2 separate regions of the Homo sapiens genome follow, and region 2 is linked to region 1. A link is an interaction called in ENCODE POLR2A ChIA-PET data of the cell type or tissue named here. Cell type or tissue: OCI-LY7. All regions are shown on one strand. Each heading gives the region's core, and the rest is flanking DNA. Links, peaks and the distances in the headings are about the cores only. Region 1 has its middle 9.4 kb from the start of PAIP2B. Region 2 overlaps ZNF638 (zinc finger protein 638).

Region 1 (16,099 bases), core at 5,757-10,756:
CAAATAGCATGTGCCATAAAAATTTGAGGAATTTCAGGCTTCTGGTTAGATAATGGAAAACCTTAAAGCAGCAGCTTGGAAGGAATTCACATGGCAAATGGTTAGGAAATATCGCTCCTAAGAACAAAAGGGCAGGTGGAAACTGGAGACCCACAGTTTATTCCATTCCTGTTTGTATGGGCTCCCCATGCCCCATACAGTCTGAAACCCTTTGTAGTTCTCATTTATACTTTAGTTTTTTCCACTCTCTGTGTGCCCTTCAAGGACAAGAACCATGTCACATTCACCAGTGGGTCCACAGCACCAAGCTCAGCAGCAGATATAGAAAAGATAGTCAGTAGGTGGGTGTTGAATGAAGAGATGAATGGATGAGGCAGTATCACTATGTACAAGACCTTGGAGACCCACAGACCATTCCTGTTCTTATCTACTTCCCATATTTTCTAATTTTCCTCCCCAGCATATAGGTGAAATTAATACATGTATCACTTTTCAGGATACAAGATGCAAATACACAAGTGCTGGGGAAGTGACAAATTAGAGCCACTGTCCTACCTGTTTCCCCAGGCCCTCAACTCCTGGCTCTGCCAAGGGCTCGCTGCCCAGAAACAGATGCTGTTCTCTCTCCTGCCAGCTTGCTGTGCTGACAGCTATAATTGCTAAATGAACAGCCTGTGTTTCTAGTAGGGAGAGAGGTTTTCAAAAGAGTGTTTGGGCTCCTGCAGCCCTGGAAAGGGAACACAATATTGGGCAATCAGAAACTACCACCTCAGCAGGAGAGATTTTCCATTACAGGAGGGGTAAATTTGGAACCTGGAAGTATTCTTGGAATTTTGGTTCCCAGAGTATAGTGGGACACTTGTGATCATTGGGAATGTGGATGCACTTTGCTTTCAGCATGCAAGCTACCATAGAAAAATAATGATTTGCAGAAGATAAATTGCATAATGGTAGTGAGGTTTGTGTGTTCTGGAAGTGTATTTAGGACATGGAATCTTAAATAACTAAGTATTTATTTAATAAATAAGTATTTGTCGGGCATGTACATGTGGAATAGAGAAACCAAGAATTCTGAAAAATGAACCTTGAAGAAAAGGTAACTTTGCTGGGGAATAAATCAGACAGTCACAAAGACATAACTAAAAATGCTAGACAAAAGTGATAAAGATCATATAACAGATACAAGTACTTGCAAAAAGAAATTATTACTCCCAATCCCCTTAAAATAGATGTATTTGCAAATGAATATTTAGATTACTGAAATCAGGAGAGACCTAAGAAACCGCTAGAGAACTTTGCAAACTATGTTATTGCCATCTCTAATCTCAAATTTGCTCTGCAAAGTTTCCTTATGATAAAGACCTTTGCCCAATGTTTCTGGTCGACATTGATAATTGATAACATATTTTCACCCACATAGTCTTGATTTTTCATTAGCATAATCATTTTATACCTAGCTGTATTTTAGCTTCTGGTAGATCTATTGATAAAAACTAATTTTTAGCTTTTATTTATAACTGCTTTTAAGAAAAATATTTAAACGGAAAAACAAAAGAATAGTACATGGAATTATTACCTGCATCCAAAACTAGTTAAATTTTTGTCATATTTACTTCACATATATGTATATATATGAGTATGTATTACTAAACCATTTCAAAGTGAATTTCAGTTGTCATGAGTTAATCTTTAAATATTTTCTTAGAGCTCGAAAACATTAAGAATATTCTCCCTATTAACTGCAATAGCACCATTACAACCAACAAAATTACCAATAATTCTCTAATGCTATCTAACATCTCCAGTACATATTTGTATTTTCTCAACTATTCCAAATGTATCAAAAGTATTTTAAAGCTTATTATTTAAATAAATGGTCATTGATATCGTCATTACCACTAAATAACTATCACAGTATCATGTGTATTCTTAGTTATATAATGTTCCCTCCTAACCTGTGCATTTAAGTTTGGCCAGCCTACTCAAGCATCTTGAGATTGCCCCCCTCTTTTTTTTTTTTGAGACAGAGTCTTGCTCTATTGCTCAGGCTGGAGTGCAGTAGTGTAACTTCGACTCACTGCAACCTCCGCCTCCCAGGTTCAAGCGATTCTTCTGCCTCAGCCTCCAGAGTAGCTGGGATTACAGGCGTGTGCCACCACGCCTGGCTAATTTTTGTGTTTATAGTAGAGATGGGGTTTCACCATATTGGCCAGGCTGGTCTCAAACTCATGATCTGCCCGCTTCAGCCTCCCAAAGTGCTGGGATTACAGGCGTGAGCCACCATGCCCGGCCTGGCTATCTTGACCCTTTCTACAAGTTCTAGCTAGGTCCTCTTTCCCTTTTGTGTTGTTGTTGTTGTTTGCCTTTATTCCTTACCTTCCTTTCGTCTGGCTCCTAACCTAGCTTTATTTGCTTTTGTCACCTCTCAGACGTGACACTACTTTCCCTCTCCAATCTTAGCCTTGGCTCTCTTTTGAACAGTTGTTGGACTCTCCCTCTGGATGTCTTTCTGTCAGCTGTTCTATCCTAATTGACTTAACCAATGCCAACATCAGCCAGATTATGCCTTTGAGGTCTGCTGGGGCCCCTATCTTGGGGGATGGGACATCCTATCTTGGGGCCCTGTATTGGGGGATAGTTCATGATGGGTAGAGTGGAGGGGATTTCAAGTACCATGGAGGATTTGTCATGATTCAGCCACACCAGTCTTGCCCTGCCTCACTGTGGCTGACTACTCTTGCACGGCCCCATTCCTGGCTCCCATGTCTCTGCCTGGCAACTTCACATTGCTGCTTCATTGAACTATCTGTTTGGTGCTGTTCTCTAGACCTCAAATACAAGAAGAGTTTTTCTGCATTCCAATTATGCTTAGAATCCTCTTCTTAGGGCAGATAGAGAGGGCAGATCAGTACATGCAAGTACCCAAGGAAGCCAATGATTTGATGTTCCATTAAATCAGTGCTTAAAGAGTATTTGTTCAGTGTTTCTTTAGAGAAAAAAGCACTGTGTGGGGAAGGACTACAGGTCCTTGTGTATTTGCATACTCAACTCAGCAAAACAAAGCCTTGTGGTTGACTGGACCCACTTTCTGTAAAAGAAAAAAAAAACATTTGGGAAGAAGAAAGGAAGCAATATTGCTGAAGTTGAAATGTTGGGGTAGGGGGCAAGCAGGGAGAGAGGACAGTGACCCAGAAGACCACATGAATCCAGCTGTTCGTGGAGGCTGTGTGTCCAGAGCCAGCTCCTATTAGTCACATGCTGCCCACACTGTCTGAGGGTCTTGACCTCTCCAAGCCGAAAGCCAATAACCAGAGCATCTCCTGAAGGACTCATGCCTGCCACCCACCAGCATTGCTTGGGACCTGGAGCATCAGTTCCTCTGTCACATCAATGCCAGAGGTTTCGGATGCATACCACCTACAGGGAGGCTGAGGGGCTGCCCTGTCATCACTCCCTTCTCTAGTACAAATGTCCACTTGAATTTGTGCCCAGCCTGAGATCTAGCCAAGCAGCTGCACTCCCTTTTCTGAAACTGAAACTCTTCTCACAAACCATAACACCAATTCCTCAGCCAGCCCCCAGTGACCTTTGTAAAGAGCTCCTACCAGGACTACCAAGGCCTCAGTGTAGCTCATAGCCATATTTGGGGGCATTGGATGTTACTAGCGGCTCATTCGCTCCTTTCCTACCCTCACAGCACCACTAATTGACTCATTCAGGAGGTAAACTGATTTGTTAGGTCCCAGGAAGCAGCTCTATAATCCAGAGGCTGTAGGGTTTGTTTGTCCCTGCTTTGACCTTGTCTGAGCCAGTATGGCATTTTATAGTCTCTAGACTCTTAGCTTACAGCAAAGTTATAGGCGTACGTGCATCTCAGAAGGACATCAGATCTGTTAACTGCAAACCTGTTCCCATTTTGCATGGAAGCTGAGCCCAGTGGAGACAAAATATTATCCCAGGGAATGGAAATTTTAGCTTTTAGCCACTGTTTCCTGAGGTCTCAGCATCTGAGGGTAGGACATACATCTCATACATCTCATCATAGCCTATAGCAGCTGCCACATACAGGGCAGTTCTGTTGATACAAGGCAGGCTGCCTCTTTTTACTATTCTGAGTTTCCAATATCATATACTCTAGGCAGTCAAAACTTCCAGGTAGACACTGTTTCCCTAAAGCTCAGGGGGCATGTGTTCAGGTTGATGCTCTGCCACCATGCTTCCTGACTAGTTATACCTAGCCCTGAATATGGTCTCCAAAGGCCACAATCAAAAATGGCATCCTACACCTTACTGCTACATGACATCTGCACACTGAAGGAACACCTGAGACATGTAAGGAATTAATGTGTCCTGTCCAACACTCAGTGCTGCCTTGAATGTTCCTGACCCAACTTTCTAACAAGGACATTTTTCATATTAGCCTCAATCTGCACCACTGGAGACAGTCTATTAATCAGATCTTCCTTTACAGAGGACTCAGTCATTTGACCTCTGACCTCACTTTCAGTTCATCTCCCAGCTTAGAAGTCTGCAACCTTGTCCAGCTGAATACTGCCCACTACACACAGTGATGACCAAATGGAGCACCTTATTCAGTGGCTCAAAGGGAACCTATCATCAGCATCTGTGTGCCTCTACAGAGCTCCTCATCATCGCAGGGTTTGTTTTCAACACTTTGCTCCTTCTCTCTAATCAGAGCACCTGCACTGTATTTCTACATCTCCCTGTACTACCAACCTGAAGCTCCACAAACTGCATAGTACTGATGCTTCCACCACCCTCATGTCCACTTGACCTTGAGCCTTCAAACCTCCCAGACCGCCCTGTGGATCAGAGCTGAGAAAATAATAAAGACAGGTATCACTCACTTTAATTCACTTCCTTCCCTAGGAATTAACAAGCATTCTCTGGGTTTTGCTTCTAACCTGTTCTCATGCTAGTCCAGCTCTTCTCAGCTCTTGGCTCTTGACTTTGCCATCATTTGAGGCACTGTTCCTGTCCTTTGGATTCTCTGAGTGAACTTGGTTTTCTGGACTTGACCCATTGAGTTCTTAAGCCAAAACCCTTGCCTTGCTCATTGAGTTCTTAAGGCAAAGTCACTGCCTTCAGAACAGTGACTGGTACTTCAGGACCTGTATCAGGCATCATGGGTTAGGTCAGGCTGTGATGACAAACAATCCTAAAGTCTCAGAGACTTAATACAGCAAAAGTTTGTCACTCTTTCTCTATGTTCATTGTGATTCAGCAGGGGCCTCTCTCACTGTAGTTACTCAAGAGACCCAGGCTGATGGAGGCTCCATCTCAACATCTGCTACTTGATCACTGTGATATGAAGAAGATGTAGAATATGATCTACTGGCTTTTAAAATACCTGTCCAGGCTGGGCATGGTGACTCACGCCTGTAATCCCAGCACTTTGGGAGGCCAAGGTGGGTGGATCACTTGAGGTCAGGAGTTGGAGACCACCCTGGCCAACATGGCAAAACCCCGTCTCTACTAAAAATAAAAAAATTAGCCAGATGTGGTTGCAGGCGCCTGTAATCCTAGCTACTCTGGAGGCTGAGGCAGGAGAATCGCTTGAACCTGGGAGGCACAGGTTGCAGTGAGCAGAGATTGCACCACTGCACACCAGCCTGGGCAACAGAGCGAAACTCAGTCTCAAAAAAAAAAAAAAAACCCAAAAAATCTGTCCAAAGCACATATGCTTCTCCTACATTTTACTGGCCAAAGAAAATCACATATCCATGCCTAACTTCAAAAGGGACCGAAAAGTGCCATCTATCATGAATCTAGAAAAACTATTGGAGGATTTGGAATGACAGGTCCAGGACCCAAACCTTCGGATGGCCCATTTGCTGTCACCCCCTCTCAAGGACCAACCCAGTGCCTCAGTCCCCTCTGCCACTCCTTGTTCTCAGAAGGCACTTCCATTCCTTTACTGCTGTTCACTCATCTCACGTTGCCTCTACGACCTTGCTCCTGTTCTCTGTGTTGCCCCTAAGATTAACTCCCCAGTGTATGAACTATAATTTTGCCTTTGATTCTGATATTTGCCTTCTGGCTTGGACCACATAAACATGGGAAAGAGGTGCTTTGTCCACAAGCCATGCCTGGAACTCACCAAAGCCAGGTAAGTCCTTGTTTAGCCCTGCTTCTGACAGCAGAAGTTTAGACACCCAGAGTCCCAGGACTTCCAGTTGGAGGACAAATACCAAAGCTGTGTCCAAGGGAGGGTGCTAAGGCTGAGGTAAGTCAGCCAAACCCAGCTATCATGCAAAGAGCCAAAGACAAGAAACAGGATCCTGAAAGAAGGTCAGGGAACTGGGAAACATGACAGTGAAGACTGGCAGGGAGGACACTGCAAACAGAAGCTCCTTAAACAGAGTCCCATATTCACACCTTGGGGTTTTCTAATGAAATGTGTTTAATCAAAGAAATACCTACACACAGTTTGTAAAATCAATTGGTTTTTCACGGCTGATAACAAAAATCACCAGTTCCCCCTGCCACCCTTGAGGCAATGCTTTTCTGCTTTTTTTTTTTTTAGACGGAGTTTCGCTCTTGTTGCCCAGGCTGGAGTACAATGGTGCTATCTCAGCTCACTGCAACCTCTGCCTCCTGGGTTCAAGTGATTCTCCTTCCTCAGCCTCCCAAGTAGCTGGGATTACAAGCATGTGGCACCATGCCTGGCTAATTTTTTGTATTTTTACAAAATACATGGGGTTTCTCCATGTTGGTCAGGCTGGTCTCAAACTCCCGACCTCAGGTGATCCTCCTGCCTCGGCCTCCCAAAGTGCTGGGATTATAGGCATGAGCCACTGCGCCTGGCATGCTTTTCTGCTTTTATCTGCTTCTTTTGAGATATATATTTCTCATATGTTAAGAAAAACGCTTATATACTTATTCTTGGATTTTTTTTTTTTTTTTTTTAGTTTTAGACTAGTCTAGTCTATCCATTTGCCTTTCTGCTGTGAAATATAAAGAATTAACTCTCTAATGCCACTCACTACATAGCATTTGGTATGTGCTAAGCACTGTTCTTTGCCTAGCAAATACTAAATGCTATGTAGTGAGTAGCATTAGAGAGCTCCCTAGCCTACTCCCTATCCTCCCAATGTGGTTATATCCCAAAATTCGTTATAGCCATATTTGGTATTCAGATGATGATGATTATGTGAGTATTGTCATAAAGGCCCCAGAGCATAGTGATTAAGAGTAAGAACTCTGGAAATAAGTTACTTAGGTTTGAATCTTGCCTCTACCCCTAGCTGTGTTTGACAGGCTGAATACTGTCCCCTCAAAAATGCCCAGACCCTGATCCCCAGAACCTATGAATATGTTAACTTACATGGTAAAAGGGACTTTGAAGATGTGACTAAATTAAGGATTCTGAGATTGAGAGATTATCCTGGATTGCTAGGTGGGCTGAATCTAATCACAAGAGTCCCTGTCAGAGGAAGGCAGAGGAATCAGAATCAGAGAGAGTTGTAAGGACAGAAGCAGAGTCAGAGGGCGAGAAGATACTACGCTGCCAGCTTTGAAGATGGAGGAAGAGGCCACCGGCCAGGGAATGCGTGTGGTCCCTAGAAGATGGAAATGACTAGGAAAGGGGTTCCCCCTAGAGCTCCAGAAGGAATACAGGCCTGCCAACACCCTGATTTTAGCTCACAGAAACCTCTTTTCGGCCTCCAGAACTATAAGACAATGAATTTGTATTGTTTTAAGCTATTAAGTTTGTGGTAATTTGTTTTAGCAGCAGGAGACTGATATACTGTGTAATATTTGACAAGTACCTTTACTTAACATCTTTGCCAAATATTTCTGATCTGTAAAATGAGCTGCTGGGAGGTTTAAATGAGTTAATAAATGAAAGACACTTAGAACAGTGCCTAGCACACACCAAATGCTGCATGTGTATTTTTTATTATTGTTTGTAGCTAAGCTACAAAGAGTAGTAGTATGATTATGTGCCTTTTCTTTTATCTTTTCCTGAACTGACAATGCCATCTTAGTCTTCCGTGCATTTATCATTAACTTATTCCCAGCTGTGAAATCACCTGTCAGTATGGCCATGAATTTTTTTTAAATGGTGACGTATCAGTTCCTGTTTTTCTGGAAGACATCACTGCTGGAGCACTCATCTCACTGCAGGCAGCCCGCACTCTATGCCTGCGGGACAGGTCTTGCCCCATTCACTGTCATGCTGAGAAATACCCGCCATTCTTCTCTTTTCTTAGCTCTCCTGCTTTCCTTAGTTATGTGTCTTCCTCTTTCTTGCTTTCTAATTTTGATGATGGTTTTGTGTTTTTGTGACATGGTCAGTCAGGTGCAGCCACAAGAGGAGGCACAGGAGAGGCTCATGAAAACAAAGCTTATTATACTCACAAGGCTTAGAGAGGGGATCACTGCATGCCACACAGGGTCACAGCGGGAGGCACCAGGTTTTGGCTTGGTAGCCCAAGACAGGAACAGGGAAAAAGCCTAAGCTAGAACCTTAATTGGGATTTCCTGGGGAAAGGCAAGGCTGGGTTTAGGAATGGCAAACTCGAATGATTTGGGTAGGCTCTAAGCTATAGGGATTGTCTCTAGTTGCCTGATACCTGGCTCTGGCATGATTAAAGCAGATGAATATTGCTTCTTGGGGTCTGTGGGCCAGACAGAGAAAGTACGGCTCCTGCTGAGCCCTTTGCCATCTCTAAGAATTGACCGGCCCCAGGAGGGGCAGTTTCTCCCCATATTTTTTTTTTTTTTTTTTTGAGACAGGGCCTTACTCTGTCCTCCAGGCTAGAGTGCAGCGGCGCCATCACAGCTCACTGCAGCCTCCACCTCCCCAGGCTCAAGAGATCCTCCAACCTCAGCCCCACCCCACCCCCACCCCCAGTAGCCAGGACTACAGGCTTGCCCACCACACCGGCTATTTTGTATCTTTTGTAGAGATGAGGTTTTGCTATGTTGCTAGTCTCAGTCTCCGGGGCTCAAGTGATCCATTTGCCTCAGCCTCCCAAAGTGCTAGGGTGACAGGCATGAGCTACTGAGCCCAGCCCCCAGCCAGATTTTTAAAGATGTCAAACATCATTATATACAGAAAGTTGAAAATATACAAAATATACAATACAGTAGTGCATATCCTCCAGTAGCCCCTGATAAAGGGTATCTGAGAATTAGATTTCTTGAGACTTTGCTTTTCTGAAAATATCTTTATTCCACCCTCACACTGAATTGATAGTATGGCTGGGTATAGATTTCTAGCTTAGAAATCATTATCCTTCTGAATTTTGAAGGTATCGCACCACTGGTTTCTATCTTCCTGTTTTAGTTGTGGAAAGTCTGATTTTCTTCTGATTCCTGACTTGTTTGTGTGTGACCTATTTCTTTCTGAAAACTTTTAGGATCTTGTCCTTATCCCTACAGCTTTGCAAGTGCTTTGACTTGAATTGCAGCTTTTAATAAAGAGTCAGACTCCATTTTTAATATTTGACTGCTGACAGCTTTTATTTATTTACTTATTTTTATTTATTTGAGATGGAGTCTGGCTCTGTCACCTAGGCTGGAGTGCAGTGGCGCGATCTCGGCTCACTGCAACCTCTGCCTCCAGAGTTCAAGCAATTCTCCTGCCTCGGCCTCCAGAGTAACTGGGATTACAGGCCTGCACCACCACACCCAGCTAATTTTTGTATTTTTAGTAGAGATGGGGTTTCACCATGTTGGCCAGGCTGATCTCGAACTCCTGACCTCATGTGATTCACACACCTCAGCCTCCCAAAGTGTTGAGATTACAGGTGTGAGACACCAAATCCGGCCAGCTGACAGCTTTTAATCACCATCCTCCCTCTTACCCTCTTGCCCTACATGTAGGCAAGTCGGTAAAAAAAAAGTGCACCCTCCTTGGGAAGTTCAAATCTTGCAAGCCCTAACCTGTTAATGAACACCCTTACCCCAGCCCTACCTGCTAGCCACAATTAAACCCAAAACCAGTCACCCCTCCTGCCTCTCTCATTTGTTGACCTGCTTGGAAGCCTGAAGCATGGAAAATCTCATGATATGCACGATACATCTTTTGGTGCCTTCTTGGTACTTGTGTGGTGTCATCAGGTTGGACATCTGAATGCATTCCTCCTCTACAGGAACACAGAACACCACCACTTACTAGCTGATCTGCCTCAGTTTATCCATTTGTAAAATGGGAATAATAGCAGTACTCACACTGTTGTTTTGAAAATTAAATGGGGTTAATACATGTTAAGTGCTTAAAGTGATACCTGGCACACAGTTAAAACTTAACAAGTGTTACTTATTACTGGTGTGGGCCCTTTTTATTCAAAGTGTTGGACACTTGATGAATTCCTTCAATTAAAGGACTCAGATTATTTCAGTTATGAGGCATGGTTTTGATATTTAATTTATATCCTCCTCTCTTGGGGACTACTCTCTCCTTCTAGAACATTTATCATACTTTCTCTCCTATTTTCCATCTAACTTTCTTTTTTATTTTGCTTTACGAGACATAAAATTTCATGTCTTTATCTTCCAGTTTTTCTGTGATCTTTAGATCCATTCTCTTCTTTTCACTTAATAGTAAAACTCGTGTTTAACTAGTCACCTGGTCATATAACTCATTTCCCAGTCTCTCCAGTGTTGCGGGAAGTCAGGGACCCCAAACGGAGGGACCTGCTGAAGCCGCGAAGAACATAAATTGTGAAGATTTCATGGACATTTATTAGTTCCCAAAATTAATACTTTTATAATTTCTTATGCCTGTCTTTACTGCAATCTCTGAACATAAATTGTGAAGATTTCATGGACCTTTATCACTTCCCCAATCAATACTCTTATAATTTCCTATGCCTGTCTTTACTTTAATCTCTTAATCCCATCACCTTTGTAAGCTGAGGATGTATGTCGCCTCAGGACCCTGTGATGATTGCGTTAACTATACAAATTGTTTATAAAACATGCGTGTTTGAACAATATGAAATCAGGGCACCCTGAAAAGAACAGAATAACAGCGATTTTCAGGGAACAAGGAAAGATAACCATAAGGTCTGACTGCCTGAGGGGTCGGGCAGAATGGAGCCATATTTTTCTTCTTGCAAGGAGCCTGTAGACAGATGTGTGAGTAGGAGAAATATAGCTGAATTCTTTCCCAGCAAGGAATATTAATAATTGATAACCCTGGGGAAGGAATGCATTCCCAGGGGTAGGCCTATAGACGACCGCTCTGGGAGTGTCTGTCTTATGTGGTTGAGATAAGGGATGAAATACGCCCCGGTCTACTGCAGTGCCTTCAGGCTTACTAGGATTGGATTGTAAATTCCAGCCTAGTGAATTCTAGTCAGACCAGTTGTCTGCTCTCGAACCCTGTTTCCTGTTAAGATGTTTATCAAGACAATGCATGCCCAGCGGGACATGGACCCTCATCAGTAATTCTAATTTCACCCTTGCCTTGTGATCCTGCTCTGCCCTTTTGCCTTGTGATCTTTTATTGCCCTTTGAAGCATGTGATCTCTGTGACCCACTCCCTATTCGTACATCCCTCCCCTTCTGAAATCTCTAATAAAAACTTGCTGGTTTTGAGGCTTGGGGTTGCCATCACGGTCCTACCAATATGTGATGATGCCCCAGGAAGCCCAGCTGTAAAATTTCTCTCTTTGTACTCTTTCTCTTTATTTCTCAGACCAGCTGACACTTAGGGAAAATAGAAAAGAACCTACATTGAAATATTGGGGGCTGGTTCCCCCGATACTCTGGCAAGCTAAGTTTATCCAGATGACTACGTTCTATTTAGCTGGATGGAAATGGTGAGTGGAAGACTTCCTTGAAGTCTCTTGAGGGCAGAGACATATCCTTCTTTACTTCTTGCTCCTGCCTGCTGTGTGGAATATGGAAGCCCCAGAGTTTCTTACTTCCAGGCTGCTGATATGTGAGAGCAAAATGAAGCTCTAAATTTTGAAGAGTTTTTATTTTTAATTTCCAAGAATGCTTTTTTGTTCTCTGAATGTTCCTTTTTAAAAGCAGCATTTTATTCTTTTTTGGTGATACAGTATCTTATTTTTAAAGAATATTAAGGGTTTTTTTTCCATTTTCCTCTGCTTCTTGCATTATTTCTGTTACCACTGAGTTAATTTTTTTCTGTATATTTATTTTGATCTTTGTCATTTATGTTAGAGGCTTTCCTCAATTTTCTGGTAATCATTAGCTGTCTGTTTATATTAAAGAATGAGGCACTAGGCTGGGCACAGTGGCTCACACTTGTAATCCCAGGGCTTTGGAAGGCCAACGTGGCAGGATTGCTTGAGGCCAGGAGTTTAGGACCAGCCTGGGCAATATAACAAAACCCTATCTCTACAAAAAAAAAAAATAATAAATTATCAGGACATGGTGATGTACACCTGTATTCCCCATTACTTGGGAGACTGTGGAGGGAGGATCACTTGAGCCCAGGAGTTTGAGACTGCAGTGAGCTATGATGGTGTCACTCTACTTCCACCTAGGCAATAGAGTGAGACCCTGTCTCAAAAAAGAAAGAAAAAAAGAATGAGGTACTATAAAGATAACAGTGTGTAATGGGGCTTGTTGACTAGTTGGTCTCTCCACAGGGAATAAGGTGGGATCCAGAAATTTCTTGGGTACTTCTAAATGCCAGTATCTCTAGGTATTTTATCGTGGGTTAGTCAATGTCCCCATAGAAAGATTATTTGCCTAGTAGAATAAGCCTGGGTGCTTGGACTGATTAAGTCATAGATGAGTGGATGATGGTGCCCAGAAAGAAGTCTTGAAGTGTTCAAGTGGAAATTGCCCAGGGTTAGTGATCCTCAGTTGCAGAAGTCCTCCTGATTCTAGCATGAATGGATAATACAACTTTCTTGAGAGAGGAGTCAAAGACTCTTCTCTTTTTCACTTTCTTCTTGGGGTACCTGAAGATGTCTAGAAGAATCTTTTGGTTGGCTGTTGGTGTATCCACTGATTTCTTTATCTCCCAGCTTATCTCATTTTCTTCCAGGAACCTCTCTAGGTTGTGAGGGGAGACCAAAAACCAACTAGATATCCACTCCACTTTAAAGCTTTGTCTGGTTAAATAAAATGAACCTTATAAGAAATGCTTAGCTCTTTTGGGAAAAAGTGATCTGTCTCTGTAATAATCTCTCCATACCCAGCAGTGCTTCTTTCCCTAAGGTGGCTTTCAGGAGTATGGTAAGAGAGGGCTTATGAGATCTTATAGCTTTGAAAAATAAGCTCTCTAGTGCCAGATAGTATACTTGCACATTCAGAAATGTAGTCCCCAAGTATTAAAGGACACTATCAATATAGAGAAAGGGCAACTCACAGGATATTTGCAAATCATATATCTGATAAGGGATTAATGTCCAGAATATATTTCTTTAAACCCCTACAACTCAAAAAGAAAACAATCTGATTCAAAAATGGGCAAGGGACTTGAATAGACATTTCTCCAAAACAGAAGTACAAGTCGCCAATAAGCACAAAAAAAGATGCTCAACATAACTGATCATTAGGTAAAGGCAAACCAAACGGAGTGGTAGCTCATGCCTGTAATCCCAGCAGTTTGGGAGGCTGAGTTGGCAGGATCATTTGAGTCCAGGCACAAGACCACCCTAGGCAACAAAGTGAGACCCCATATCTACAACAAATTTAAAAATTAGCTGGGCATGGTGGCACGTGCCTGTAGTCCAGCTACTTGGCAGGCCAAGGTGGAAGGATTGCTTGAGCCCAAGAGTTGAGGCTGTAGTGAGCCATGATCACGCCACTGAACTCCAGCTCGGGTGAAAGAACAAGACCCTGTCTTGAAAAATAAATGAAATAAAATTGCATTCTGAGTTATGGGAAAAATAAAATAAAATGCAAACCAAAACCTGGATAAGGTACCATTTCACACTCATTAGGATGGCTATTATTTAAAAAAAAAAAAAAAAAAAACAGAAAAGAAACTACTGTTGGCAAGGATGTGTAGAAATTGGAAACTTCGTACATTGTTGGCGGGAATGCAAAATGGTGCAGCCACTGTGGAAAACAGTACGGTGGTTCCTCAAAAAATTAAACATAGAGTTACTATATGGCCTAACAATTCTACTTCAGAATATATACCCAAAATAATTGAAAGCAGGCCCTTGAACAGATATTTGCATACCAACATTATTCACAATAGGCAAAAGATAGAAACAACCCAAATGTCCATCAATGGATGAATTGATAAACAAAATAGGACATATACCTATAATGATGCTACTCAGCCTTAAAAAGAAAAGAAATTCTGATACTTAAACGTGGGAGACATAAAGCCAAACACAGAAGGACAAATATTACATAATTTCACTTACACGTGATACCTAGAGCAGTCAAATTCACAGATACAGAAAACAGAATGGTGATTTCCAGGGGCTGGGGTAAGGGGAGAATGGGGAGTTAGTGTTTAATGGGTACAGAATTTTTGTTAGGAATGATGAAAATGTTCTGCAGGTGGATTGTGGTGATGATTGCACAAAAATGTGAATGTACTTACTGTAACTGAACTGTACACTTAAAATAGTTAAGATGGTAAATTTTATATATATTTTACCACAATTAAATTTTAAAAAATGAAATGATGTAATCTTCAAGGTTGAAGATTTATTGCCCTAATAGCAATAGGATGTGGGGAAGGGTGATGGGCTTCTCTTGCCTCCCTCCCTCTCATTGACATCATCTCCTACAACTTTATGACTGGTTTTTGTCTCATATCTGTCCCTGCCCACCACCACCAGATACCCACATTGCTACCTCATTCCTTCATTGTCTTTTGGCTTCCATAGTTTCTGATAAGAAATTTGCTGTAATTCTTATCTATTTTTTCCCCTCTGTATGTTTCCCAGCCCCTTCCTGCTCTTCACTTCTTCACATCTCTGTTCAATGGTCTTTCCTCAAACAGCTCTTAAACTAACCATTCTACTTAAAATGGCCATATTTTTTTTCTGCCTGCTTTTAAGACTTTTCTCTTTATCACTGGTAATAGCCAGCCATGAATTTATAATAGATGGCACCAGTGGTAGGAAGTGAGACGAGAGAAGTTCATCAACCCTTCCTTACATCCCATTGCTATCCTGGTAATAAAGGTTCATCCTCAAGGAGTATTTCTGACTGCTCAAGGACACCACGTGGACCAGAAGAGCCTGTTTTTCAAACCTATGAGATTGTGTAAACTTTCTCTCATCATACACCGGAAGGCCAATTCAGGGAAAGAAGCAGTGGAGGGTATGGGGATGCTATCCTAGAGAGAGATTTTTTTTTTTCTAAAAGACACATGTTTCTTGCAGGCGTCATTTAAATTATGTAATCAAATAAAGCTTTAAACCAGAGTTGGCAGCCCTAAATGGATGTACACCTAATACACAACTTCAAAATACATGGAGCAATGTGAATAGTGATCCTGGAGTTGTGCACTGTAGTGGCTCTGCTTATTAGCCCCTTCCCACTCTTCACTTCTTCACATTATTCACATCTCTGTTCAGTGCTGTTTCCTCAAACAGCTCTTAAACTAACCATCCTACTTAAAATAGCCATTTCCCCAACCATCCCATGACTCTGCTTTATTTTCCTTTGTAGCATTTATTCACAACATACCATTTTATTATTTATTGGTTACTTTTCTGTTGTCAGTCTCCTTCACTACAGTATAAACACCATGGGTGCATCTTCACTGTCTTATTCATATCATATACCCAGTTCCATGATCAGAGCCTAGAACATTCATAGTAGATGCTAAATAATACTTGTTGAATGAATTTATTTATTTACTTATATCATTTAATATGAAGTATGTATTAGTCCATTCTCACATTGCTATAAAGAACTACCTGAGACTGAGTAATTTATAAAGAAAAGAGGTTTAATTGACTCACCGTTCCTCAGGCTGTACAGGAGGCATGGCTGGTGAGGCCTCAGGAAACTTACAATCAGGGCAAAGGGGAAGCAAGCACGTTTTCACATGGTAGCAAGAGGGAGAGAGAGCTAAGGGGGAAGGACACACACTTTTTTTACCATCAGACCTTGTGAGAACTCACTCACTATCACGAGAACAGCAAGGGGGAAATCTGCCCCCATGATC
Region 2 (16,099 bases), core at 7,348-12,347, 180 kb before region 1:
ATAATTCACAAAGTATAATCCAAAAGTAAAATTCTAACAGTATCAACCTAATTCCACTTTTACTTAAATTCAATAAGATTACATTTCCTAAATGAAGAGTTTCGAAGTATGACACATAAAAATACATTTAAAGTATTTGTCAGACAGTACAAAGGATTTACTGTTCCATATGTCAAACATCTAATAAGTGCTCTAGAAGACTTACTGGACTTCTAAAAGCACCTCAAATATAGTTAGAAAGTAAACAGCTAATTAGGCTGTTCCATTTATCAGTATATATTGATTACACATTAACTAATTATATATAGAATACATATTTTAAGAAATACAGGCCGGGCGTGGTGGCTCATGCCTGTAATCCCAGCACTTTGGGAGGCTGATCACCTGAGGTCAGGAGTTCGAGACCAGCCTGGCCAACATGGTGAAACCCCAGCTCTACTAAAAATACAAAAATTAGCTGGGTGTGGTGGCAGATGCCACCCAGCTACTCGGGAGGCTGAGGCAGGAGAAACACTTGAACCTGGGAGGCAGAGGTTGCAGTGAGCCGAGATCACGCCATTGCACTCCAGCCTGGGGGACAGGAGTGAGATTTCGTTGCAAAATAATAATAATAATAAAAGAAATATAATGGTTACATTTTGAGAAAGTTGTATGAAAAAATTATTACTAAGACTCAATGACTAACATAACTGTATTTGAAAACAACAGTATCTGTAATTTTTAAAAATGCCGTCAATAGTAAAGAAGATAAATTCCTACCAGGGCTCCTATACATTTAGTATGTTATTAATGATTAACTGCTATTATATATAATAACGACATTAGAATATGTACCCTGTAATTTCTAGGGAGAATATCTACAAGCGATTGTACTATCAAATTAACAAAGCAAACTGAAGTAGCCACAATCCTTACTTCTGCTTTAGTAGCCATAATCCTTATTTCTGCTTTAGTAGCCATAATCCTTATTTCTGCTTAAAACTAGTAACATTTCTCCTTGCCCCAACAACATAGGCCCAAATCTATCCCCTACCAGGTAAGAAAAGTAAAATGACTGAAAAAAATTCTATGAATGGTAAAAACCTAAAATAACAACCAAATATAAAATATGTTTGACAACAGAACTTGGTACCAGTAAAGTTAATCTTAGAGACCATCCACTTAAGGTTAAATTAGAGCCAAAAGGATAACCTGTTTTAACAAAATGAGGATGACTCAAGTCAAATGTCAGTCTCTTTCACATATATAAATTTTTTTTCTGTGTCTACAACCTATTCCTGTCAATATGAGATTGGAGGTATTGCCCTACTCTACTCTCTTTCTGTCCCCATATAACATTTTGCCCGCTCCCCCCGCCTCAAGAAAACACAAGGTGTTTAGACTAGCTCAAGGTCAAAAAGTAAATTAATGGTAGGATTAGAGATAAGTTAAAAACAAAACATCTCATTCCTATCCCTTGCTCTAAACTCTTAGTCACTAACATTGTTAAGGCAGGCACAAGTTATAAGATAGATGAACTGTGCTATGGAGATGAAAAAGAAGGGTTAGGGTCTGTGATCTATTTTTTACCTCTTTAGATTTGGAACTTCTACCAGTAGTGCTTTTAGGATTCTTAGTGTTTTGCTCAGCCAAAGTCTGAAATAGTAAATAAGAAATACAGAAAAACGGAATTTACAACCATATTATTAATGTTCTGGAAAAAAAAACAAAAAACAAAAAAAAACAGTAAACATTACCCAAATACAGTCAATTATGCAAATTATTTAACATGTATACAAAACTAAGTCAACAGTCACTAAACAGTATAGGCACAGTCTGTACAAGTTGTAGTTAAATTCAGTTTTACTGATCTTTTCGTCCCACAATGTCTAGTTAGGCAATCAGTGACCTGATAAAGGAAGCTTCAATTTAAGAGAGGAAACAGTTTCCCATTCAGAAGCAGAGTGGTAAATCACCTTAGGAGATTCACTGCAGACTTTTTTTTTTTTTTTTTAAACCACAGTTATTTCCAAATTGTATCCAAATAATGCTTTTCAAACATGTCAATAAATTATGAACTTGAGTTTAATACTCTGAATGTCTACTGGCTTAAACAATGGAATCATTTAAGAAAAGGAAATGGGAGCTTCCGGGGTAGAGTGAGGAGATGAAAGTATGAAACAAAATTACATCTCCTACTACATAGCTACAGCAGCGGAGCTAATCACTTCAAAGACACACTGTGCCATTCTTCCTACCCTCCTCACCTTATTGTTGCTGTCATCCCGTTTCATGATGGAAGGTCTAGCCTCTGTTTCCTGAGATTGTTTTGTTATATCTCTGTAATCCAGTTTAGAAAGCTTGCCTTGCAGGGCTGAGATCCTTCCACTGCCTCCTCTGGTAAGACTGCTCTGAGTAGGTTTGAATTTACTGCTGCTTTCTGCCAAGCCTGACCTGGCACTTGTGGGTTTAAGCAGACCAAATTCCTTGGCTGAAAGTTTCTTTTCAGCATTTATTTGATCTCTGGGCACAGATTTTGGAAAACTTTTCTGATTTTCAGTTTTTGAAACTGTAGCTTTTGCCTTAGGAGAAGAGACTATAACAGCCTTGATGCTTGGTTTACTGCTAGATACATCTGATACAGCCAGAATACTAGTTTTACTAGTTTCATCAGGCTTATTAGCCTGACCCACTCCTTTATTTGGGTATGCCTTGAATAAAGTGTTTTCTGCAGGCTTTTCTTTCATTGCTGCCATCTTTTCCACCTTTTCTGCATCCATCCTACCTTCATTCTTTTCAGCCTTCTCTGTTCCTATTTGAAGATCCATTCTGGTTTCCTTAGTATTAAATTCCTTCTCCTCCTTTTCATCCATGTTACCTTTTTTTTCAGAAATATTCTTTTTGTCCACTGTCTTCTCATCCCCAGTGGGAATTCCTGGTACTAACGTCACAATACAAGTTGATGGCAATATTTCCGAAACAGTTTCATTTTTTTCTACTTCAGCTACAGCTTCTACCATAGTCTGTGTAATTCCAGAAATGAAATCTTCTGCTTCAGATGGAGATTCTTCTAGAATTCCTTTGAGGTTCCTTTCTTCTGCAAACACACTGTCAGATGGTAACAATGCTGTTTTAGGGTTAATAATTTCTGCCCCTTTCTTCTCCAAGTCACTGTTAAACATCTGCTGATTTAAAGCACACTCCTCGGCATTTTCAGTGAATTGTTCAATACTGACTGAAGCGGATGCTACAAGAGGAATTTCTTCTTTGACCTCCTCTCCTTGAGTTTCAAGCTCCAAAGTTTCAACAGCAAAGTCAGAATCACATGTTGCTTTTTCAGCTTCTTCCTCACAAGGCTCTTCCTGCTGTACCAAAGTTTCTGTTTGAATGCTGGGAGTACTTTCTTCTTCAAGCTCATTAGGTTTAACAGAGGGACTATCAGTTGCTGTTTGCACCTCACTTTCATCAATTGGACTGTTTTTCAAGCCAGGGCTAAAAGTATTTAAAAACAAACAAAAAGAACACAAACAAAAACACAAACAAAAATCAAACTATGATGAGAATTCAACCATTATAAAGAATCCTGCTGATGCCAATTGTTAAGACTTCCTGATGCATTCGTAATAAGCACTGGGAAATCCAACCAATCAGCATAAAATGGGTAAGATGTATTGCTGGAAATACGTAAATAATATAAATTATGACTGTTGATATGTTCCTTTTGCGCTCATGTGATTACAGCCAATATTTTCCCTCCTCTGTCAAGTTAACCCCTGACATTGAAAGGTCAAATGTGAATCTGAGACACTTCAAATATTATCAGGTCCTATTCCCAACAGTGGTAACTGAAATAATAAAATATGTGTACAGTTCTACAATAAAACTAATGATCCATGCATTATGATTTAAAATTTTATAAGTGAACCTTACCTAAAAAGAACATAAACAGAAACTGGTGGGGGGAAAAGACCATACTCTAAATCATATCACCTTTTTATTTTTTTTTTGGATGTAAAATATTTTTTTAATTACCCAAGAACCATATTTATTAATGATAATACTTAGAACATTATTTGGAAAGTATTCTTTATATACTCTATTGAGGATTTAAAGCTAGTGACAAAACCTGATATAATCACCTTATGTGAACATACAGTCTTATAAATATTTGCCTTTGGCTATAAGAAGAAATGCATTAAAAAATAAACCTTCCCAATTCAAGAGAATAATGTATAATTCTAATATTTAACTTAAATGTGTAAGTAATATTCAGAAGAAATGGAGGAAATACATGGCTAAGTATATGTAATTCATCTTATTTCATCATGGTCTTCCCAAATCTAAAGTATATGAAAAGTGAGTAGTCCTATAATTCCAGTACTTTCACCGAGGTAGACACAGAATAAGTTATTTTTATATCAATATTCCACAAATCAGAGGTTTTCTTGAAGAACAAGGAAAACCTTAGCTTCCAAAAACAATGCCCAACATGCTATCAATGCAAATTAAAATTTACCAAATATATTCATATAATGAGAAGCAGCAGATTGGAGAAAGACACCAGAGAGTGATCCTATCATATCAATACCTGATTATTAAAAAGTACTGACTTTCTTCTCCTATTTTTTAAGGAAGGAGAGGATGAGCCATCCCTTTTGACCTGCTTCTTAGAGGGTGGCCATGTACCCTTCAGTTAACAACACAAGATGGTGTATATCTGTGTGCTGAGATGTTAACCATATTTAAGAAAGTTGTGCTACCACATCAGGGTCTTAAATCATTTGAACCAAACTGGTCTTCCCTCATGCCCCAAAGATTACATCCTGAGGAGAAAACTTTTCTACCAGATTAGAGAAATACCTCTTGACCCTAAACCTTAATCAATATATATTCTATCCATTGTGCAAGTTATTCTTTGCATGCTAAAATGTTTTTTTTTTAAAATAATCACACCCCTTTTTTTCAAAATATAAATGGCTAATTTTAAGAGTTTCAAATCTTTACAATTCACAATAAAATTTGTGGCAAAGCACAACCAGAAAAGAGCAGTGACATTCACAGTTACAGCAGGTATATGAATATTACTTCTCAAAACAAGCTTTTGTCTTTAAATTACAAGACTCATTTCCAATAATGAAGAAAATATTCAAATTCCTGCCTCATTACTGTACTGCATATTAACCCTACATAAAACTTTAGAAACTTAGGGCTAAGTAAAAACATCTATGGGGCTAGGATAACAATGGAGACCTTGATTCCTGGCTCAAGGATATAGCAAGACTTTCCCCTTCACAAGTTTTTCAATAAAAAAGTTATTATCTTATATACAAACTGAACCATTATGCAGTTCCATACTTGAAACAGAGAACACAGGTCTACTCAGAAGAATTATTTAATTCCATATTTGTCCTTGTGTGCTAGTCTTTTCAAATCATAGTGTTTTCTTTAGAGAAGTCATTTACCAAAACTAGTATCTGCTTTCTGGCTAATATGGGAAAAAAGCCTCAATATTGATCAAGTTAGTTTGAAAAGACAGTTTGAAATGTCAAATAAATGACATTAACACCAAAGTTAAACAACCACTCTTTGTAACGATCAAATGAAAACAGCCACATTCTGGGAAATGGAACAGAAAAGGATTCCAGAAAGGCATTTGAGATACAGATATCTCATTTGCCACTCCTCCCTCCAGCCCCAATATCCCAGTAATACCAGAATTTCACAGCCTTCAGAAAAAGCATACAATAAAAGCTGGGCATTAGAACAAACGTTAACACTGAAAGACAAACATTCTGAGAAACCTTAAACTGGGACTTCACAATACTAAAGATTAGTGTTTATTTCAGAGGCCAACTGTTTACTTCCTAATGTTAATGAATTAGAAAAATTTCACTTAGCATTCTTATTTGTGGCTTTAATCAGATGATAAATAAAATCTGTTTACATATCAACAGAATGAGTACAGTGTGAATTATTAAATTATGAATGTATCCACGAGTTTCCTCTAAACAGTATTTAAATAGTTTAGTTATAAACAAAAGTATCATATTCATAATGAATTGGCAACCACAAGTGCTTTAAAACAAAACAAAACAAGTGCATGTAGTACCAGCTACACAGGAAGCTGAGGTGGGAAAACAGCTTGTGCCCAGGAGTTCAAGGCCAGCCTGAGCAACATAGCAAGACCCTGTCTCTAAAAAAAAACACAACAAAAACAACAAATAGTATTTTCTCAGCATCAGTTCACTCCAAAACAAATGTTTAGTATTCTGGACATATCCCACATCTTTTTCTCTAATGTTAAAAAAAAAAAAAAAAAAAAAAAAAAAAAGGCGGGGGGGGGTGGGAATTAAGAAGTTTTTGGTGCTAATTTTAAAAATTAGTTTTATGAGGTTGAATACATCTATAAATTATTTAAGAAATATATTCAATTTTAAAAGCTATGTCTAAACAATGAGAGGAGAACAATGACCAACTGCTATTGCTATGGAGAACAACTTTTCATGCAGACCTCAAAAAATCTTTGTAAAATGAAATAAAATGGGTTTTGCCACAGAGTTAACGTGGCCAATCTTTAGGTCTATATATATAGTACTACATAGGCACTGTTATTTATTAAGCCCTTTGTGAGCTTTCACATCACACACTGCTGGTGGTACTATTTCTTAGGTATGTGAATGCACCTGGTATGACATACAACTTAAATAACCCTGTGCTGACACACAGAGCAAACCTATTGCTTAATGTTACTGGTATATTTTAATGTACTCATCATCTTTGTCAACTAAAATAATCTGATTTTATAAAAATTACTGAGAAGAAAAATCCGCTAAGACGTTCTGTTTTTCAGGGATCTTAACATCAGTGCATCAGATAAAATAAACACTTTACATATTTAAACACTTTCAAACTGCTGTTTCAAACAAATATACGCTCTTACAACAAGGACTAATAAATATTGATGACTCAGTATACAGGAGGAAAAAGAAATATTCTAAATCAGTGATTTACAATGAAGAGCAGTGAAAGGCAAGTCATCAACTGGTGGAACAAGGGTGGTGATAAGGAGGATATCCATCAGAATGAGAAAGTTATTAAGGAGAGGGTGTACTTTACGTGGTCAAAACAAGGCTGTAAGTCACCAGTTTGTGGAGACTTTGAAAAACAAGCTTTCATTCCTCTGATAATGCAAAACTATATACATAATTTTTTTGGACAAATACTTACTCGCCCCAACCCAGTTGTTTTTAAAAAGTATCAAAACACACAATGAAATTAAGTAACGTTAAAAGGTTAAAATTTTACTACCGTGTTTATTTTGGAATAGGAAAATCTAACAAAAACAATGTAATTACTGTTCGTGATGTTGAGTTATTCGAGAGTCTTAAAACATTTTATAAAGTGGTTTATTTAATTCAAACTGTTTATATACGCAGTTACTCTAAATATTCAGTAAATACTTAAATGAGAGTAAATAAAAAGCAACAAACGAAACTCCTAGGTCAGGCTGAGTCCAAAAAGAAAACTGTAACAAGCCCATATGTACACAAAATAAATATGCAGAAAAGAACTTTTCACTACATGTGAGCCATTACTATAAAATACAGCAATAAAATTCAGAAACTAAATACTATACAAAAGTGTTAGTAAACATAAAGCAACATACCTTTCTTTTTCTAATTCTGGGTCATGCTCAATTTGCACCTGTAATATAATCAGCATTTTATTAGAGGCTATTCCACTGGATTTGAAATATTTAACTATAAAAGCAATGTTTTTAGTAAAAATTTAAGCTCAAAAAAAAAAACCTTAAAAATGTATCAAAGCAGCTAGTTTTCAGTGTCTACATTACTATCAGGTTCTAGAATTTTTTTCTAATTAAAGACCTCCAAATTAGGTCACACACAATAACTTATATTAATGAAAAAATAAGTTTCCTTAATAATGATATAAATAAGAAACTTTATTAACTTTAGAAGCCTGGAAATTCTATCTTTTCCCTAAACAATAAATGTGAAATATCAACATCTTCCTTGAGGAATTATTTTAAAAGACTTCTAAGAGAGATCAGCTGACTAAAAAAGTTTCCTATTCAAAATACCTAGAAATGCTAAATAAAATTGAACAATAATCCTTTTAAATATTTGTCTGATATCTGATAAATATTTTAAATATTTATCTGATATGTGGGTCCCAAGAAAGCAATACTCTGTAGCCCCAAAAAAGGGCAGGAATTAAAAATCAGTCCCTATATGGCAAGCACTGTCCTGGGTACTTGGGATGCATCAGTGAACAAAATGGCAAAACATATCTGCCATTCAGAGCTTATACATACTAGAAGGAAGCCTTTTCTGAGAAATCATGCACTCTCTGGGTAGAAGTCTTCTAGAAAGATTTTGTCAGACTAAAAACTGAAAACAATACTTTAAGGAAATTCAATGTGTCTAGAGAGGATTCCTGGCATAGGTGTTTGAGTCCAACAGTAAAGACTTCCTTTACTGGGATATCTGGTGATAAGTCTAGCTTATATCCTAATGATACTGCCCAAAACTAAAGATGATGGTTTTTAAGTCCCAATTACAGAGAGTGTTTACTAGCAGCTTTCCATTAAGGAGAAAAGTTTATTAGAGAGAAAAAAAAAAAAACCCTGCATGGTATCAGAGGAACTCTACATCAGATACCTATATTGGCCAACTTACTTCCTTATTCATAAAGGAATAACGGAAAAACAAATGCACAAAAGTAAACAAAGTAAGCTAAAGAAAAGATATTTCAGACAACTGAAGTGCCTTTTAAAAAACTCAGGGAGGAGCCAAGATGGCCGAATAGGAACAGCTCCGGTCTACAGCTCCCAGCGTGAGCGACGCAGAAGACGGGTGATTTCTGCATTTCCATCTGAGGTACCGGGTTCATCTCACTAGGGAGTGCCAGACAGTGGGCGCAGGTCAGTGTGTGCGCGCACCGTGCGCGAGCCGAAGCAGGGCGAGGCATTGCCTCACCTGGGAAGCGCAAGGGGTCAGGGAGTTCCCTTTCCGAGTCAAAGAAAGGGGTGACGGACGCACCTGGAAAATCGGGTCACTCCCACCCGAATATTGCGCTTTTCAGACCAGCTTAAGAAACGGCACACCACGAGACTATATCCCACACCTGGCTCAGAGGGTCCTATGCCCACGGAATCTCGCTGATTGCTAGCACAGCACTCTGAGATCAAACTGCAAGGCGGCAACGAGGCTGGGGGAGGGGCGCCCGCCATTGCCCAGGCTTGCTTAGGTAAACAAAGCAGCCGGGAAGCTCGAACTGGGTGGAGCCCACCACAACTCAAGGAGGCCTGCCTGCCTCTGTAGGCTCCACCTCTGGGGGCAGGGCACAGACAAACAAAAAGACACAGTAACCTCTGCAGACTTAAGTGTCCCTGTCTGACAGCTTTGAAGAGAGCAGTGGTTCTCCCAGCACGCAGCTGGAGATCTGAGAACGGGCAGACTGCCTCCTCAAGTGGGTCCCTGACCCCTGACCCCCGAGCAGCCTAACTGGGAGGCACCCCCCAGCAGGGGCACACTGACACCTCACACGGCAGGGTATTCCAACAGACCTGCAGCTGAGGGTCCTGTCTGTTAGAAGGAAAACTAACAAGCAGAAAGGACATCTACACCGAAAACCCATCTGTACATCACCATCATCAAAGACCAAAAGTAGATAAAACCACAAAGATGGGGAAAAAACAGAACAGAAAAACTGGAAACTCTAAAACGCAGAGCGCCTCTCCTCCTCCAAAGGAACGCAGTTCCTCACCAGCAACGGAACAAAGCTGGATGGAGAATGATTTTGACGAGCTGAGAGAAGAAGGCTTCAGACGATCAAATTACTCTGAGCTACGGGAGGACATTCAAACCAAAGGCAAAGAAGTTGAAAACTTTGAAAAAAATTTAGAAGAATGTATAACTAGAATAACCAATACAGAGAAGTGCTTAAAGGAGCTGATGGAGCTGAAAACCAAGGCTCGAGAACTACGTGAAGAATGCAGAAGCCTCAGGAGCCGATGCGATCAACTGGAAGAAAGGGTATCAGCGATGGAAGATGAAATGAATGAAATGAAGCAAGAAGGGAAGTTTAGAGAAAAAAGAATAAAAAGAAATGAGCAAAGCCTCCAAGAAATATGGGACTATGTGAAAAGACCAAATCTACGTCTGATTGGTGTACCTGAAAGTGATGTGGAGAATGGAACCAAGTTGGAAAACACTCTGCAGGATATTATCCAGGAGAACTTCCCCAATCTAGCAAGGCAGGCCAACGTTCAGATTCAGGAAATACAGAGAACGCCACAAAGATACTCCTCGAGAAGAGCAACTCCAAGACACATAATTGTCAGATTCACCAAAGTTGAAATGAAGGAAAAAATGTTAAGGGCAGCCAGAGAGAAAGGTCGGGTTACCCTCAAAGGAAAGCCCATCAGACTAACAGCGGATCTCTCGGCAGAAACCCTACAAGCCAGAAGAGAGTGGGGGCCAATATTCAACATTCTTAAAGAAAAGAATTTTCAACCCAGAATTTCATATCCAGCCAAACTAAGCTTCATAAGTGAAGGAGAAATAAAATACTTTATAGACAAGCAAATGCTGAGAGATTTTGTCACCACCAGGCCTGCCCTAAAAGAGCTCCTGAAGGAAGCGCTAAACATGGAAAGGAACAACCGGTACCAGCCGCTGCAAAATCATGCCAAAATGTAAAGACCATCGAGACTAGGAAGAAACTGCATCAACTAATGAGCAAAATCACCAGCTAACATCATAATGACAGGATCAAATTCACACATAACAATATTAACTTTAAATATAAATGGACTAAATTCTGCAATTAAAAGACACAGACTGGCAAGTTGGATAAAGAGTCAAGACCCATCAGTGTGCTGTATTCAGGAAACCCATCTCACGTGCAGAGACACACATAGGCTCAAAATAAAAGGATGGAGGAAGATCTACCAAGCCAATGGAAAACAAAAAAAGGCAGGGGTTGCAATCCTAGTCTCTGATAAAACAGACTTTAAACCAACAAAGATCAAAAGAGACAAAGAAGGCCATTACATAATGGTAAAGGGATCAATTCAACAAGAGGAGCTAACTATCCTAAATATTTATGCACCCAATACAGGAGCACCCAGATTCATAAAGCAAGTCCTCAGTGACCTACAAAGAGACTTAGACTCCCACACATTAATAATGGGAGACTTTAACACCCCACTGTCAACATTAGACAGATCAACGAGACAGAAAGTCAACAAGGACACCCAGGAATTGAACTCAGCTCTGCACCAAGCAGACCTAATAGACATCTACAGAACTCTCCACCCCAAATCAACAGAATATACATTTTTTTCAGCACCACAGCACACCTATTCCAAAATTGACCACATAGTTGGAAGTAAAGCTCTCCTCAGCAAATGTAAAAGAACAGAAATTATAACAAACTATCTCTCAGACCACAGTGCAATCAAACTAGAACTCAGGATTAAGAATCTCACTCAAAACCGCTCAACTACATGGAAACTGAACAACCTGCTCCTGAATGACTACTGGGTACATAACGAAATGAAGGCACAAATAAAGATGTTCTTTGAAACCAACGAGAACAAAGACACCACATACCAGAATCTCTGGGACGCATTCAAAGCAGTGTGTAGAGGGAAATTTATAGCACTAAACGCCTACAAGAGAAAGCAGGAAAGATCCAAAATTGACACCCTAACATCACAATTAAAAGAACTAGAAAAGCAAGAGCAAACACATTCAAAAGCTGGCAGAAGGCAAGAAATAACTAAAATCAGAGCAGAACTGAAGGAAATAGAGACACAAAAAACCCTTCAAAAAATCAATGAATCCAGGAGCTGGTTTTTTGAAAGGATCAACAAAATTGATAGACCGCTAGCAAGACTAATAAAGAAAAAAAGAGAGAAGAATCAAATAGACACAATAAAAAATGATAAAGGGGATATCACCACCGATCCCACAGAAATACAAACTACCATCAGAGAATACTACAAACACCTCTACGCAAATAAACTAGAAAATCTAGAAGAAATGGATACATTCCTGGACACATACACTCTCCCAAGACTAAACCAGGAAGAAGTTGAATCTCTGAATAGACCAATAACAGGCTCTGAAATTGTGGCAATAATCAATAGTTTACCAAACAAAGAGTCCAGGACCAGATGGATTCACAGCCGAATTCTACCAGAGGTACAAGGAGGAACTGGTACCATTCCTTCTGAAACTATTCCAATCAACAGAAAAAGAGGGAATCCTCCCTAACTCATTTTATGAGGCCAGCATCATTCTGATACCAAAGCCGGGCAGAGACACAACCAAAAAAGAGAATTTTAGACCAATATCCTTGATGAACATTGATGCAAAAATCCTCAATAAAATACTGGCAAACCGAATCCAGCAGCACATCAAAAAGCTTATCCACCATGATCAAGTGGGCTTCATCCCTGGGATGCAAGGCTGGTTCAATATACTCAAATCAATAAATGTAATCCAGCATATAAACAGAGCCAAAGACAAAAACCACATGATTATCTCAATAGATGCAGAAAAAGCCTTTGACAAAATTCAACAACCCTTCATGCTAAAAACTCTCAATAAATTAGGTATTGATGGGACGTATTTCAAAATAATAAGAGCTATCTATGACAAACCCACAGCCAATATCATACTGAATGGGCAAAAACTGGAAGCATTCCCTTTGAAAACTGGCACAAGACAGGGATGCCCTCTCTCACCGCTCCTATTCAACATAGTGTTGGAAGTTCTGGCCAGGGCAATCAGGCAGGAGAAGGAAATAAAGGGTATTCAATTAGGAAAAGAGGAAGTCAAATTGTCCCTGTTTGCAGACGACATGATTGTTTATCTAGAAAACCCCATCGTCTCAGCCCAAAATCTCCTTAAGCTGATAAGCAACTTCAGCAAAGTCTCAGGATACAAAATCAATGTACAAAAATCACAAGCATTCTTATACACCAACAACAGACAAACAGAGAGCCAAATCATGAGTGAACTCCCATTCACAATTGCTTCAAACAGAATAAAATACCTAGGAATCCAACTTACAAGGGATGTGAAGGACCTCTTCAAGGAGAACTACAAACCACTGCTCAAGGAAATAAAAGAGGACACAAACAAATGGAAGAACATTCCATGCTCATGGGTAGGAAGAATCAATATCGTGAAAATGGCCATACTGCCCAAGGTAATTTACAGATTCAATGCCATCCCCATCAAGCTACCAATGACTTTCTTCACAGAATTGGAAAAAACTACTTTAAAGTTCATATGGAACCAAAAAAGAGCCCGCATCGCCAAGGCAATCCTAAGCCAAAAGAACAAAGCTGGAGGCATCACACTACCTGACTTCAAACTATACTACAAGGCTACAGTAACCAAAACAGCATGGTATTGGTACCAAAACAGAGATATAGATCAATGGAACAGAACAGAGCCCTCAGAAATAATGCCGCATATCTACAACTATCTGATCTTTGACAAACCTGAGAAAAACAAGCAATGGGGAAAGGATTCCCTATTTAATAAATGGTGCTGGGAAAACTGGCTAGCCATATGTAGAAAGCTGAAACTGGATCCCTTCCTTACACCTTATACAAAAATCAATTCAAAATGGATTAAAGATTTAAACGTTAGACCTAAAACCATAAAAACCCTAGAAGAAAACCTAGGCATTACCATTCAGGACATAGGCGTGGGCAAGGACTTCATGTCCAAAACACCAAAAGCAATGGCAACAAAAGCCAAAATTGACAAATGGGATCTAATTAAACTAAAGAGCTTCTGCACAGCAAAAGAAACTACCATCAGAGTGAACAGGCAACCTACAACATGGGAGAAAATTTTCGCAACCTACTCATCTGACAAAGGGCTAATATCCAGAATCTACAATGAACTCAAACAAATTTACAAGAAAAAAACAAACAACCCCATCAAAAAGTGGGCGAAGGACATGAACAGACACTTCTCAAAAGAAGACATTTATGCAGCCAAAAGACACATGAAGAAATGCTCATCATCACTGGCCATCAGAGAAATGCAAATCAAAACCACTATGAGATATCATCTCACACCAGTTAGAATGGCAATCATTAAAAAGTCAGGAAACAACCGGTGCTGGAGAGGATGTGGAGAAATAGGAACACTTTTACACTGTTGGTGGGACTGTAAACTAGTTCAACCATTGTGGAAGTCAGTGTGGTGATTCCTCAGGGATCTAGAACTAGAAATAACATTTGACCCAGCCATCCCATTACTGGGTATATACCCAAAGGACTATAAATCATGCTGCTATAAAGACACATGCACACGTATGTTTATTGCGGCACTATTCACAATAGCAAAGACTTGGAACCAACCCAAATGTCCAACAATGATAGACTGGATTAAGAAAATGTGGCACATATACACCATGGAATACTATGCAGCCATAAAAAATGATGAGTTCATGTCCTTTGTAGGGACATGGATGAAATTGGAAACCATCATTCTCAGTAAACTATCGCAAGAACAAAAAACCAAACACCGCATATTCTCACTCATAGGTGGGAATTGAACAATGAGATCACATGGACACAGGAAGGGGAATATCACACTCTGGGGACTGTGGTGGGGTCAGGGGAGGGGGGAGGGATAGCATTGGGAGATATACCTAATGCTAGATGACACGTTAGTGGGTGCAGCGCACCAGCATGGCACATGTATACATATGTAACTAACCTGCACAATGTGCACATGTACCCTAAAACTTAGAGTATAATAAAAAAAAAAAAATTAAAAATAAAAAATAAAAAATAAATAAAAAAAATAAAAAACTCAAAAGAACATCCTCAGAAAAATTCAAGAGAATACAGCATCTATGAAATCAGTGCTGGTATTATTTCCAGAAAAACAGAATATTAAAAATTGAAGGAAATAAATCAAAAAATAATAATAGAAAAACTTCCCTGGGGCCAGGCATGGTGGCTAATCCCTGTAATCCCAGCACTTTGGAAGGCTGAGGCAGGCAGATCATGAGGTCAGGAGTTCGAGACCAGCCTGACCAGCATGGTGAAACCCCATTTCTACTAAAAATACAAAAAAAATTAGTGGGCATGGTAGGGCGTGCCTGTAGTCCCAGCTACTCGGAAGGCTGAGGCAGGAGAATTGCTTGAACTCGGCAGGTGGAGGCTGCAGTGAGCCGAGGTCACGCCACTGCACTCCAGCCTGGACAACAGAGCCAGGCTCCATCTCGACAAAAAAAAAAAAAAAAAAAAGGGGGGGGGAGGTGGTGGGTGGGGAGAAAAACTTCCTGCTCTAAAAGCAGGATGCAGGAAATGAGTCCCAAACCAAGAAAAAACCTTACTCACTGGACTAGCAATACCAACCCTCTCTTTAGAAATTCTGGAATCACCAAGTATGTCCCTAAAGCCTTTGATCTGGTTCTTCTGCCTAAAAATCTCCCCTTGAAATTTTCTTAGAGCTTGCTCTCTTCCATCAGGTCTCTCAAATAACTCTTCTGCTGAGGGACTATCACTGACCACTTTAAGATACACATTCCCCACATTAATCATTCTCTTTTTATCTCAATTTATTTATTCACAGTCTTTTTACCACTTTTATATCTGTTTATAGTCTATCTCCTCCACTAAAATATAATCCTTGAGAACTAGGACATTGAAACAATGTTCATCATGGTATTCTAATACCTAAAATAGTGTTAGCATAGAGAAAAGGAATTAGATAAATATTAGTTTAGGGCCAAGCACAGTGGTTCACACCTGTAACTCCAACACTTTGGAAGGCCCAGGGTGGAGGAGCACTTCAGGCCAGAAGTTTGAGACCAGCCTGGGCAACACAATGAGACCCCATCTACACACACACACACACAAAAAAAAAATCAAAAATCAAATAAAATAAAGTTAGCCGGGCATGGTGGCATGCCCCTATAGTCTACTCTGGAGGCTGAAGTGAGAGGATCGCTTAAGCCCAGGAGTTAAGGTTTAAATCATGTGGGCCATGATTGAACCATGGCACTCCAGCCCAGGTGACAGAGTTAAGACTTCGTCTTTAAAACAAACAAA

Evidence for each region. Peaks named below come from ENCODE experiments on the same cell type or tissue, not always from the same donor. Only the 100,000 strongest peaks of a DNase experiment are listed, where the experiment ranks them.
Region 2: POLR2A ChIA-PET joins it to region 1 with 6 read pairs; 4 of 35 experiments call an interaction of 5 or more read pairs at or near these places.

What each region holds. Positions count from the first base shown.
Region 1 is chr2:71,228,422-71,244,520 of GRCh38, reverse strand. No RefSeq gene overlaps it. Among named protein-coding and RNA genes, the nearest start is that of PAIP2B, 9.4 kb to the right of the region's middle. In OCI-LY7, for the core only: no CTCF peak of the experiment used is centred there; a DNase peak (open chromatin) is centred at 8,210; H3K4me3 peaks cover 768 bases; H3K27ac peaks cover 1,197 bases.
Region 2 is chr2:71,410,186-71,426,284 of GRCh38, reverse strand. It overlaps ZNF638 (zinc finger protein 638), which reads right to left. Exons shown (of 28, transcript NM_014497.5): 21 at 7,646-7,683; 22 at 2,247-3,471; 23 at 1,570-1,635. Among named protein-coding and RNA genes, the nearest start is that of DYSF, 48 kb to the left of the region's middle. RefSeq lists silencers at 2,072-2,366, 9,391-9,440 and an enhancer at 9,043-9,672. In OCI-LY7, for the core only: no CTCF peak of the experiment used is centred there; no DNase peak of the experiment used is centred there; H3K4me3 peaks cover 725 bases; H3K27ac peaks cover 801 bases.